Linked DNA regions of Homo sapiens: region 2 is linked to region 1. The links are chromatin contacts, found by Hi-C or POLR2A ChIA-PET in ENCODE. All regions are on one chromosome and are shown on one strand. Each heading gives the region's core, a stretch centred on a gene start or an enhancer-like site at or near the end of the contact. The rest is flanking DNA. Distances are from core to core; before and after follow the strand shown. Region 1 has its middle 93 kb from the start of LINC01203. Region 2 overlaps LINC02154 (long intergenic non-protein coding RNA 2154).

Region 1 (6,228 bases), core at 1,721-4,220:
CCAAACAATTTTCCATGGGGCTGTACCATGTTAAATTCCCACCACAGTATATGAATTCCAGTTGCTCCACATCCTCACCAACACTTGACATTGTCAGACTTTAAAATTTTACCCATTCTCATGTATGTAGTGATATCTTGTGGTTTTACTTTACATTTTTCTATTACCAGCTATGTTGAATACCATATTTACATGCTCGTTGGCCATTTGGATATCCTATTTTATAAAGTGCCTGTTTAAATCTTTTGCCCATTTTTAAATTGGTTTTTGTCCTCTTTTATTGATTTAGAGAAATTCTTTATATATTCTGGTTATAAATCCTTTTTGGATGTATGTATCGCAAATATCTTCTTCCAGAAATGAATATTCTTTTGTACTCAGTAAAGAAAAAAAAACAAAAACAAAACAAAAAAACTTCAGGGTTTTTTTGAGCAAGCACTGTTCATAAGGATAGAATAAATTCTGGCCAGGCGTGGTGGCTCATGCCTGTAATCCCAGCACTTTGGGAGGCTGAGGCGGGTGGATCACAAGGTTAGGAGATCGAGACCATCCTGGCTAACACAGTGAAACCCAGTCTCTACTAAAAATACAAAAGATTAGCAGGGCGCGGTGGCGGGCGCCTGTAGTCCCAGCTACTCCGGAGGCTGAGGCAGGAGAATGGCGTGAACCCGGGAGGCGGAGCTTGCAGTGAGCTGAGATCGCACCACTGCACTCCAGCCTGGGCGACAGGGCGAGACTCTGTCTCAAAAAAAAAAAAAAAAAAAAAAAAAAAAAACCAGAATAAATTCTGCAGGTTTTCTTTACTGACTGCCCAACATACCTACATATGCCATAAATGATATGAAAATCTGATGCGTGATAAGAGACTGAGATTTAATCACGTGTTTGGTGGCTATTCAGTCATGGTCATAGTAAGTGTTGAACACATATTTGTTGAATAAACTAATAATTGAAAAAAGTGCTTTTTAAAACTGAAATTTACTTAAAACTAAGCCTCCTAAGTGGAAAAGTACCATCACAGCAGAAATCTGGAAATTATTTTTTAATGAAATCATTTGTTCAATAAATATCTGAGGGTCTAAGAAGCGCAGGATACTTTTGTTAAGCTCTGTAGGGGATGTAAGAAACATAAAAACAATTATTTTCTTTGAATAGCAACTTACAATTTATAAAATGCCCCTAGAAATTGTATTTGAACTTGAAAACTAGCTTCTTGGCCAGGTGTGGTGGCTCACACCTATAATCCCAGCACTTTGGGAGGCCAAGGCAGGAGGATTGCTTGAGGCCAGGAGTTCAAAACCAGCCTGGGCAACATAGTGAGACCCTTTCTCTATAAAAAGTTAAAAACATTAGTTGGGCATGGTGGCATGCCTGCAGTCTCAGCTACTTGGAAGGCTGAAGTGGGAGGATCACTTGAGCCCAGGAGTTCGAGGTTGCAGTGAGCTATAACCACACCATTGCACTCCAGCCTAGACAAGATTGCAACCTTGTCTCTCCATAAAAAAAGAAAAGAAAGAAAGAAAAAGAAAACTAGCTTCTCAAATTCTGCATTGCTTACTTGTTAATTCAAAAAGATATTTATCATGTGCCTACTATGTGCCAGAACTAAAGTTTTAGGACAAGGTGGACAGTAAATAAATACCTGAATGATGTGATTGCACTAAAACCATAATCTCCCATCCCTCCAACAGTGTTAACCACCTGCCTCCATGATGCTTGTGAACTTTGGACAACCCTCTTCTTCGTTTGCTTTAATTTTACTTGTTTTTTCAAGTGATACCTTCACGTGGTTCAAAAATAAAAATGGTATAAAAAATATATATTGAGAAGTCTTACTAGCATCCATAAGCTGGTCTGTCCTCCACCCTATTGCCTCATTCCTTTTATTAGTTTCTTGCATATACTTCCAATGTTTCTTTATGGAACTATGTACAAACACATATATGTTCTGATTTCTCCCTCATTCTTACATAGAGTTAACATGTTACATGCTGTTATATAAATGGGCTAAAGGTGGGGGGCCCTGGATATTGGTCCCCATGTTGTTTACATCTTCACAGCAGGCTAGGACAATTAGCTCAAAGCCCTCTGGCACTAAACTCAAATTCATATACATCTGATTGCCTTAAATGTAGCCCAAATAACCATATTTTTAGCTATTTAAAGCCTGCCTGTCTTGCACATCCTATGAAGCTGTACCCAACATCTGCTAGCCATAGATAAGATGAACCTTGGGGATACGAAAGACACCAAGCCACTGCTGCCGATTCAAGCTCTCTGACCCCAAAGACTCCCCATCTTGTTACTGGGTAACATCATCTACCTGCAGGAGGCACTTCTCCGATTTCCCTCTCCCCTGGGAATGCCCTTGTTCTCTTCCTCTTCTGGGTGGTGGCTCCATGCTGCTCTTTCTGGAAGGTCTCCTGCTGTGAAGAACTTCACTCACGTATGCTAACCAAGCACCACCCAAACAAAGTTCATTTGTGCTACTGTCATTTCGTGGTCATGTCCTTTCCTTGATCAGCTCTGAATCCTCTATCTCACCACATATACTCTGCCTTTTCATTTTGATTTTTTTTAACTTAACAATATATTCTGGGGAAGACTCCTTCACTCTTTTATACAGCTGCAAATTACTCCACTGCATTTAACCAGTCCCTCCTGATGTTCGCTTGGATTATTTCTAGTCTTTTGTTATTACAATGATGCTGCAATGAATCACCTTGCACATTCATCATTTTGTTCATGTACAGGCAGATCTATAGGATAAATTCCCGGAAGATGGATTGCTGGGTCAAAGAGTAAACAAACACATTTGTATTTTTGAAAAACATTGGCAAATCATTCCTTTTAGCAACCATGCATGAGATTGTCTGTTTTCCCATAGCCTCACTATTTACCAGTCTGTTAGGTAAAAATAAACAAACTTCTAGTCTTGGACTCCTTACACAGTAAAGATTGTTAATATAATATTTGTTAACATGCCTATCTCTGCCACTGAATTGTGACACCCTTAAAGTCTGGAACCATTTCTTACTCATCTTCATAGCCTGTTGCTTAGCTAGCAAAGTTCTTTGGACAGAATAGCTTCTGCCACTTCCCTCTCTCCCCCGCAAAAACATATTTACTGAGTTGAATCAATCACCACTTTAGCCTAGAGAGGCCCCCCTCAGACCTTCCCATTGTGGTATGTGCTGCCCCACTTTCAGCTGACTGCCAATTTCCTCTCGAGGCTGGGCCTGCTCAGCCCACCCACAGAGGGAGGAGAGCCTGAGATTGAATGCACCACCGTCCCAGCAGCTCTCAACCAATGCCTGAAGGGAGATGGTGTTTAAATAGCCAGCAAGCTCTTCCTTTGGGGGTGTACCTCTGAGGCATGGGGTGGTCTATGCTGAGAGCTCTTCGTGGGATGAAGCCCTGTGGTCCCTTTGTCCATAGCAGGAAGTAGCTTGATAGTGTATCTTTTAAGGGCTTCCCTGCCTTTCCTTCCTTTCCAGGCTCACCTTCTCACTCCATTATTGGAGTTTCCTTCAATCACCTCCCAAGTAAATGACTAGCACTTTATCAGGGTCTTTTTTGGGGGGAACTGAAATAAAGACAATACCTTCCCTTTTCTTTCTTCTTCTTCTTTTTTTTTAATAGGGTCTCACTGTGTCACCCAGGCTGGAGTGCAGTGGTACAATCACAGCTCACTGCACAGCTCACTTCGCCTCCCTAAATCTAGTGATTCTCTAGCCTCAGCCTCCCGAGTGTCTGGGACTACAGGTGCATGCCACCATGCCTGGCTAATTTTTTTGATTTTTAGTAGAGATGAGGTATCACTACATTGCCCAGGCTGATTTTGAACTCCTGACCTCAAGCAATCCTTCCACCTTGGACTCCAGCAATCCACCCACCTCGGCCTCCCAAAGTGGTGGGATTACAGGCATGAGCCGCTGTACCTGGCCAGCTTTCTTTATCAAATGAAGAAACCTAAATACTGAGAAAATAAGTGAAGTGCTCATGGCACAGCTAGTGAGTGAAGAAGCATATTCCCTGGCTCCTAGAAATGTGCTGTTTTAGAAAATGGAATTTCTCTTTATGGATGATAAGTACAACCACTGAGACATGAAAGAGCAATGGAAGAAGTGTGTGTGTGTGTGTGTAAATCAATAACAGCACAAGGTTACATAAAATGAATAGTAAATAAGCGAAACAGCTCTCACCTATGGTGCATATTATGAGCCAGGCAAGTACTTTTTGTGTGTTTCTTCATTTAACACAAAACTCTACAAGTTAGATGCATTATTATCATCATTCCCAGATCACAGATGAAGAAAATTAAGATACTGAGAGTTTAAGTAACTTGCCAAAGCTCACACTTGCCAAGATCTGACTCCTGGATTTGTGCTCATAACCATCAAACTATACTGTCTGCAGGGGCCGGCCAGAGAAGTTCTAGAAGTGACAGATTACCCTTGGCTTTTGGCAGCAGGGGTCTTGAAGAAAGAACATGGGATTATGACTAATTAAGGACTAATTCTTCCTAGGGCCATCAAAGAACTCATTTGTGTCAGTTAGAATATTTTCCAGGGCAGAAACTAAATATCCAACTAAAAATGACTTAAACAACAGGGGTCTACTGAAAAATCTCACATAATAAGAGGTCTGGAGGCAGGAGGTTCCAGACTTGGTTAATTCAGCAGTTAAATGACTTCAAAGCAGCAGTGACTCACATATTCATTCTTTATTTTCCATCCAATTCCATCTTCTTTGTAGTTCTCTTGATCCTCTGTCATGGTCTTGCAATGGCCCCCCTCAGCTCCAAGTAGCAAATATCAGAAAAGGAGGGAGGAACTTTGTCCCAGAATCCCTTAGCAGGTATTCTCTTTGGTCCCATTGGCCACGAATGGGTCACCTGCTCTAGACACAGGGGAAGCTGGGAAAGTGAGTCTTTGGCATTCTCTGTCTCCAGCATGGGAGGCAGGTTCTGCTAGAAACAAAAAAGCGGAAGGATACTGGCAGTGGGAAGGCAACCAATCTTGATGCCATATAGCTTAAATCCCACGTTGAAGCCTTCTTCTTGGCTGTGCTGTTTGGAAAAGCCAGAACCCAACAGCTTTGCAAAGATAATCATGGGAAAATAATTCGAGATGATACTCAGGTTCTGGCCAGAGATGACACCATCCGATGATGTCATATTTCACAGCAGGATACCAGACAGGCCAGAAACCAGGACCTGAAGCAGTCAGTGCCTATTCTGAACAGAGAGGCACTACATTGACCATATTTGGGAGGCCTCAGAGAATGGCTTCCACATCCAGACCAGAGCCAGGACAACTGGGATTGCTGGGCTCAGCCATATTTGATGAGTGTTTATTCTACTTATGGCAGCGTATTAAGCATTTTGGGGAAGGGGTGATGCCGAGATATCAGATGTGCATCCTGACCTCGAGAAACAAATAAAAAATCTAATAATAAACATCAACTGAGCACTATCTGCCAAGTCTGTTTAAAGCAACTTACATATCTCTAGACACCTTAAATATACGTCAAATCTTCACAGTAACCCTATGAGATAGGTTATATTTATGATCCTTATTTACCAATATGGGAACTGAGGCCAGGAAGGAAACTGAGGCATGGAGAGTTTAAGCAATCTTGAGATTGTTACCCAAATATTTGCTGTAAGGACACACCACATAGGCGCTCCCAGGAGTGCTTAAAACATTTTCTCTAAATTTACGGTGATGAATTCGTCCCAGGTTGCTTGGGACTCTCCCAGTTTTAGCACCGAAGTCCATGTACTGGGACAACCCTCAGTCCTGGGCAAATAAGAATGGTTGGTCATCCTACAAATTATAGGCACACTCAATCTAGATTGCCCTGACAACCCAATTAATGGATAATGGAAAAGGAAAAGTTAGAGAGAGTTTTCCCTGCATAGTCAATTCCCATAACAAAAGCTCCTGTAGTCAGAATAAAAGAGTTTCCTTAAACATTGGGTTTTCTTGGAATCAAGAGATTATTCTACCCAAGGGGTAGAAGAAGAACTACCCAAGGGGTTCTTCTTACCCACTGCAATAAGAAAGACCATGGCGTGTAGTAGAGAGTTTAATAGACACAAAGCTGGGCACGCCACGTGGGATGCAGAGTTAGTACTCAAATCATTCTTTTCCAAAGCTTGTAGGTTAGGGATTTTTCTTTTTTTCTTCTTTTTTTTTTTTTCGAGACAGAGTCTTGCTCTGT
Region 2 (6,530 bases), core at 1,120-3,619, 160 kb before region 1:
AAAAAAAAAAAAGAAAACAGGTGGTTATAATGGAGGGGGTGGTGTGAACACCAAATTAAACAAGATTGAGTGAAATTACTTTTCAAGACTACATCAACTTTCTATTACTGCCGTGGCAAATTACAACTAACTTAGTAGCTTAAAACAATACACATTTATTATCTCATGGTTTTATAGGTTAAAAGTCCAACGCAAATCTCACTGCGTTAAAATCAAGGTGCCAGCTGCACAGCATGCCTTCTGGAAGATTTAGGGGAGATTTTCTTGCCTTGCCTTTTTCACCTTCTGCAGGCTACCAGAATTCCCTGCAAAAGGTGAAAAAGGCAATTTCAGTGGCGGGCCAAGTCCTTCTGGTGCTGCCGTCAGATCTCCCTCTGACCACAGCCCAAAAAGTTTATCCGATTTTAAGGACCTATATGATTAGATAGAGTCCACTAAGCCAACCCAGGATAATCTTCCCATCTCAAGACCTATACCTTTAATCCCATCTGCAAACTCCCCTTTGCCATGTAACACATTCACAAGTTCTAGGGGCTAGAGTGTAGAAATCTTTAGGGGACCATTATTCTGCCTGCTACAGGGGAGTCACATAGAATGACTAGAATTACAAAGAAAAAAACAAGCAACTGCTACATGTCCCTGGTCTTCTCATAAGCAGCATGAAATATAAATGCTTAAGCTTTAGATTTGAATAGTTTCCTAGAGCTATTTTTAAAATGGCTTTTTTTCCTTAGTATACTGATAATAAATGCGAACTGTCAATAGTTTGGAAACACAAAAGACTTTGAAGAAAAAAAAACCACCCTAAATCCCACCAAGCAGTCCTAACCAGTTACTATTTATATGTCTATTCTTCTGATATTATGTAAATGCATATCAAATTTATATATGCATTAAAAATATTAATTTATTCTAAATGATTCCTTTAAGTAGCCTATTTCCCCTCTAAATATTATCCTAAATATGTTCTCATGGCATTAAAGATTTTTCAAAAAAGATTATTTCTCCTCACTCTACCACATTGGCACCATATTATTGCCTCTGAATTTATGTGTTTATTATCCCATTGTTGAACATAAAAGGGTTATTTTTAGGCCTTTGCATTTATAAATAGTAGGTTTAGAAAAAGATGTATTCAAAAATCTGTATATACAGCTCTGATTATTTTCTTAAGGGTGTAAATGAGGAATTATCGCATCAGAGACCATTTTAAGACCACTGGTACTCGTCACCTCATTTCCCTCCATAATGACTACACCAGATTTACCCCCACGAGCAGTGTACAAAAGTGCCCTTTGCAATGAACTCTGAGCAGTGTTTACCAGTGCTATGGACTAAATTATGGCTCTTTCCCCAAAATTCATATGTTTAAGCCCTAGCCACCAATGTGATTAGATTTGAAGGTAAGGCTTTTAGGAGGTAATTAAGGTTAAATGAGGTCATAAGGGTGGGGTCCTAATCCAATAGAATTGGTGGCCTTATAGGAAGAGGAAGAGAGAGAGAGATCTCCTTCACATACATACGACATGCACATGCACTGAGGAAAGGCCACATGAGGACATAGTGAGAAGTTGGCTATTTCCAAGCCAGCAAGAGGGCCCTCACCAGAAACAGAATTGGCTGTCACCTTGAACCTGGATTTTCCAGCCTCAGGAACTGCAAAAAAATGAATTTCTGTCATTTAAGCTACCTAGTCTATGGTAGCTTTTTATGGCAGCCTGAGCTAATGAGCTAATGCAATGATGGGTGAAAAATGATGTCCTTGTTCTATTAATTGGTGATGATTTGATTTCTAGAAGAATGGTCATTTTGTTTACAGACCACTTTTCATGTCTCTGGGAAAATTCAGAGTCTATTGTTGGACTCTAAAACAGAATGTTACAAAAATCATAAGGCATAGAGGACTGAAATTCAATAGCACTTCCACAGAGCTAGAATTGTGTTCTTTAGAATAATGCATTTTTAAATGTCTGCATCAATCAGAACAAATGCTTTAATCTACTTACATAAGCCCTTTTTGATTTTAGTCCCCATTTGTCTATTTTTAAAGGCTTAAAGATCTAGCTACAAGAGTACCAAGAAAACTCTTTTGCCTTTGTAGATGAAGTTCACAACATGTGTGCTAAAGTATTTGATTCCTTCAAGCACCATGTGAGTTAGGTGGTGTTGAGGTTGATTGGACAGTATGGATGGTGGAAGGAATTGATTGACTTGAAGGACATGAAGATGCAAGGCTAGTGCAAGAAACCATGTGTGAAGCCAGTGCATTTGGAGGCACATGTAAAGGTCACCAACGCCTTCTCGAACAATTTATAAAATAAGAATGGGTGGGAGGAAACTGAAGACAATTTTACATCCTTGTGACTAGAAAGGAGATGTGAGCTAAGAAGAGAGTTCAAGCATGACCAAATGAAGCAGAGGCTAGCAGCCCAGGCAACAATACTCCTTCCTTGGTAGGTAATGACATTATAATGAGTAACTGCAGACAAACAAAGTCAGCAGTTCTTAGACACAGAGCAGCACCTAATGCAGCAAGTAGTACCTAGGGGAAGGTCTGGGGAGGAGTTTTAAAGGGGTTTCTAAGATAGGAAAGCGTGAAGTCTTATTATTGTACAGAAAGATTGTATCTACTCAGAGGGATGAGAGTAATCACAAATACACAGTGGTTATTACACCCATTATATAGAAAATGAAACTGAGGCTCAGAAACCTCATATAGTTCCCCTAGAGATACACAATTGTTAGTGCTGAAATGTGAACTCAAACCTTCAGACGTGAAGCTGGAAATGAATTTCCTTGGCTTCGATGTCTCCATCTCAAAAATGACTGTATTTTTGGGAAGGTTGCTTCAGAGTCCACGTTCTATTGGCCATTCCACTGATTCCGCATCTCCTTGACAAATGAATCTTGGGCCAAAAGTTCATTGTGGGGACGCTGTTCGTGAGTATATTAATTTGACCAGATGTATTCTCATTGGAAATCATATTTAAAATGGCTTACTGGGTTTGGAGGATGCAGAAGTTAAAGAAATAAAATTGAAATATCCCCTTTCTCTGTTGCCTAGAACTTTACCCATTTCCCTTGTCTCCTCACCAGCACCCTGGTGGCTTCCTCCTACCTCACAATTCCTTTTCATGCTCCTTTGGTGGGTCTTTTGCCTCTGCCTGCACCTCTAAATGTTGAGCGCCTCAGGGGTCTATCCTGGGTCTCGTATCTTTTGTCCACACTCTAACTGGGCAAACTCATCATGTCCAATATCTTTAAAATATTCACGCCCAGGATTCTAGATTCCTGTATCCAACAGCCAACTAGATATCACTATGTGGAAGCTTAATAAGCATCTCGAACTCAACATGACCCAAGAGTATTCTCTCTTTTGCCAATCAGGTTTTTTCCAGTCTCATGTATCTCATATAGCTCCCCTAGAAATACACATATCTCAGTAAATGGTTTTACCACCCACTTAGTGCTCAAGTAATTGTTCTTGATTACTGTCTTATAGCTTCCCTCACCTTCCACACCCAATACTTCTGGAACAGCAAGTCCCGTGAATTCTATTTTCAAAGCACCTCTCAAACCTTTCAATTTTTCCCCATCTCCACTGGTATCACCACCCTTTGTCAACTGGGGCTTGTACAAAAGCCTCCTAACTAGTTTTCTCTGCTTCCACATGAATTGTTTTGTAAAAATATAAATCACATTAGTTCTGGGCTCAAATCTCTCTAATAACTTTTCATTGCACTTAGATTAAAAATCCATCCTTCTTAATCTAGTTTATAATGTCCTTCATGAGCTAACTTCTGCTGACCTCTGAGACCTCATCTGTCCATTCACCCATTGGCCCACTATCCTCAGCTACACTGGACATTTTTCTATCCTGACGCTTACCTAGCTTATTCTTAACTAAGGACCTTGACTCTAACTTAACTCTGTGCCTGGAATGTCCCTCCTCCTCCACATTCTTGTGGATAGCTCCTTCTTGTCATTTACATATCAGCTCAAATGTCATCTTTCCAAAGAGGCTTTCCCTGACCATCCCATCTAAGTAAGGCCTATTTTTCTTATGTATTGATTTGTGTGTTTCTTCATTAGAGTAGTTCCATGAGAGCAGGAAGCAGATCTATCTTACTGAGGACACTCCTGGTGCCAAACTATCTGGGGAAGAGGAAACCAAGAATCCAGTGCAGTCTTAGAAGATGGGGGAGTTGCTAATGGAAGGAACCAGGTCTCTGAAAGACTTCATAGAACACAGTACCACACTTTGTGACATCCCCTGACAACCTCATTAGACTGTGACATAGGCAAGAAATAAATCTTGGTTGTGTTTGCCCCTGAAATTCCAGGGCTGTTTGTTACAATGGTTAACCTCTTCTGACAAATTTCATAAAATTCCATTTACCCTCGCTTTTCCTCACTACATATTATTCAGTTTAAGATTCGGTTCACTGTCCTCCAGGAAGCCTTCCTTGACTTCCCTGTGGCTGGCTTTTGTGTTCCCATGGCACCATGTGCACTGTTTCATCAGGTACTAACCACGTTGTATTATATACTGTCTCCCTCATGTGACTAAGTTTTTCCTGAGGTCAGAAACTATCTATTTTTCTTTTTTGTGTCTTTATGGCCTATTACAATGTCTGGCGCCACAATAAATCTTTGTTAGATAAATAAACCATAGACAGCAGGCAGTTCAGGTTTTAATGGAGGGCAACAGTATTTCTTTGCAATGGTTAACAATACTAGTAGAAACAGAATATGAAATGAAAAGTGGGGAAAGGCTTCATGAGTATGAATTTATTTGAATGAAGAAAAATTTCAATGTTACTTAGGCTGAATAAAGACAATGATCATTAAGTAATTCTAGAAAATAGAGATTATTCTAGATAAATGATCCTTATAAGATTCCTTTGATTCCTGTTAATTGCAATCCAATACATAAATATTGAAGGCTTATTATGAGCAAATTACTCTTTTTCGTATGACAAAGATGAAAATACTTCTGCCGGTTAACATTTTATAATTCTATGACCTTATGATTCTGAACACCTACGTAAGATATTTTTAAACCTTGACAGTTACATTGGGAGATTTACATCAAGAACCAGCACTATGGAGTCAGAATTTGCATGGAGTTCTATCTTCAAAGTTTTACTACAAACCGGTGCCACTGGGTCATTTTTAGATTCAGACCATTGGTTAGTGGCTTCTCCCCACAGTGAACCGGACAGTCATGTGCCACTTGGCAGTTTTCAAGGTATGAGTTTATTCTGTTTGATGTTCTGTCAATTTCTCCAGGGGACAAGCAGCCAGATGGTTAATTGCCCTTCCTTAAGCACAGACGCACTCACAGAAAAGGTGTGAGGAAGGACCCCTCCGAAAGAGGAGCCTCTCACAGAGCAGGCTGAGCCGCTGTACAGAGTTGAGATTGTTGACCCACTGATTGTGCCTGAAAGGCTTTTCAGCCACACAAAACCCTGGGCTTCCTCATTAGCATATCAGAGGTGGCGCAGTGGTGGGAAATACTGCAGGCAACAAAGAATGTGGTTCAGTGGCATTGTCTCATTGGTGCTTACAGAAGCAGAAAAAATGATAATCAGGCCGGAGTTGCAGTGATGGACAGATGTTGACATATTTTCTTGGGCAACCAATGTCTTCCACTCCCCCTCCATCAGTTGACCCATTCTCAAGACTCCCCGCCCCTCCAAGGCACAGTTCCTCAACCAATACACAAGGAAAAGCCACGACACAATCAAAACCTCTCTTGAGCTGAAACGAAGACACAGTTTCAGCTTTAACTTGAACCATGCCTGGAAGGGATTTGTCATTTTTCTCAGACTTGAAAGTCTTATTTGGAACATAACTTGATGATAAATAGGAGAGTCAGCTGCCAGTTACTAATACCATCATAGAGACTGAGTCACTGTTGATGTCACCGCGCCTCTTTGCAGGATCAGCCATCTTATTATTTTATACTGAAAGGGAAAAAAGAGGTTTAGTGAAAAAGTCACTTTACATTCTTATTGTCCTAAATTTTTCCCATCTCTGAAGTTTGAGACCAGTGTTCTATGCTCTATAGCAATGGCTCTCAACTGGAGGTGATTTTGCCCCCCAGGAATCGTGGCAATGTTTGGAGTCATTTTTTGTGGTCACAATTGGGTGAGGGGGTGCCACTGGCATTTAGTGGATCAAGTCCAGGGATGCTGCTGAAGATGCTACGATGCACAGGACAGCACCTACGATAAAGACTTATTTGGCTCAAAATGTCAACAGTGTCAAGGCTGAGGAACTCTAGTCTGTGGCCTTCTTTGTGAAGCTAGTTTACAAATTCTTACTGAGTCAAATTGCTATTGATAAATGGGCACCTCGAGGGACTTATAGCCCCATGATCACTATATTGATTTAGAATATTGAACAGTTCTTGACAAAGAACAGGGCCGAAATTAAAATTTCTCATCCTTGGCTGCAATATTGAAAGATTTTATCTAAGCAGTGGGTGTAAAGTTTGAGAAAATTGTATATTGAGCACTGAGGGG

What was found. A loop is a pair of places that touch in the nucleus more often than their neighbours do. ChIA-PET counts read pairs that join two places held with the same protein, here RNA polymerase II (POLR2A). Pooled maps may share reads with other maps.
Region 2: a loop to region 1 is called in a map with no recorded cell type, with 1.8 times the contacts of the local background. The contact joins two enhancer-like sites. A Hi-C loop is called at or near these places in 13 of 37 single-sample maps with no recorded cell type and 5 of 50 pooled maps. POLR2A ChIA-PET finds 5 or more read pairs at or near these places in 1 of 52 experiments (OCI-LY7).

Annotation. Positions count from the first base shown.
Region 1 is chrX:13,425,426-13,431,653 of GRCh38, forward strand. No RefSeq gene overlaps it. Among named protein-coding and RNA genes, the nearest start is that of LINC01203, 93 kb to the left of the region's middle. RefSeq lists an enhancer at 2,981-3,498. Within about 2 kb of position 2,971, at least 5 of the 41 ENCODE cell types and tissues checked have a DNase peak (open chromatin) inside an H3K27ac peak, as active enhancers do.
Region 2 is chrX:13,261,367-13,267,896 of GRCh38, forward strand. It overlaps LINC02154 (long intergenic non-protein coding RNA 2154), which reads right to left. Exons shown (of 2, transcript NR_146309.1): 2 at 4,682-5,969. Among named protein-coding and RNA genes, the nearest start is that of LINC02154, 39 kb to the right of the region's middle. RefSeq lists an enhancer at 2,459-2,708. Within about 2 kb of position 2,370, at least 2 of the 41 ENCODE cell types and tissues checked have a DNase peak (open chromatin) inside an H3K27ac peak, as active enhancers do.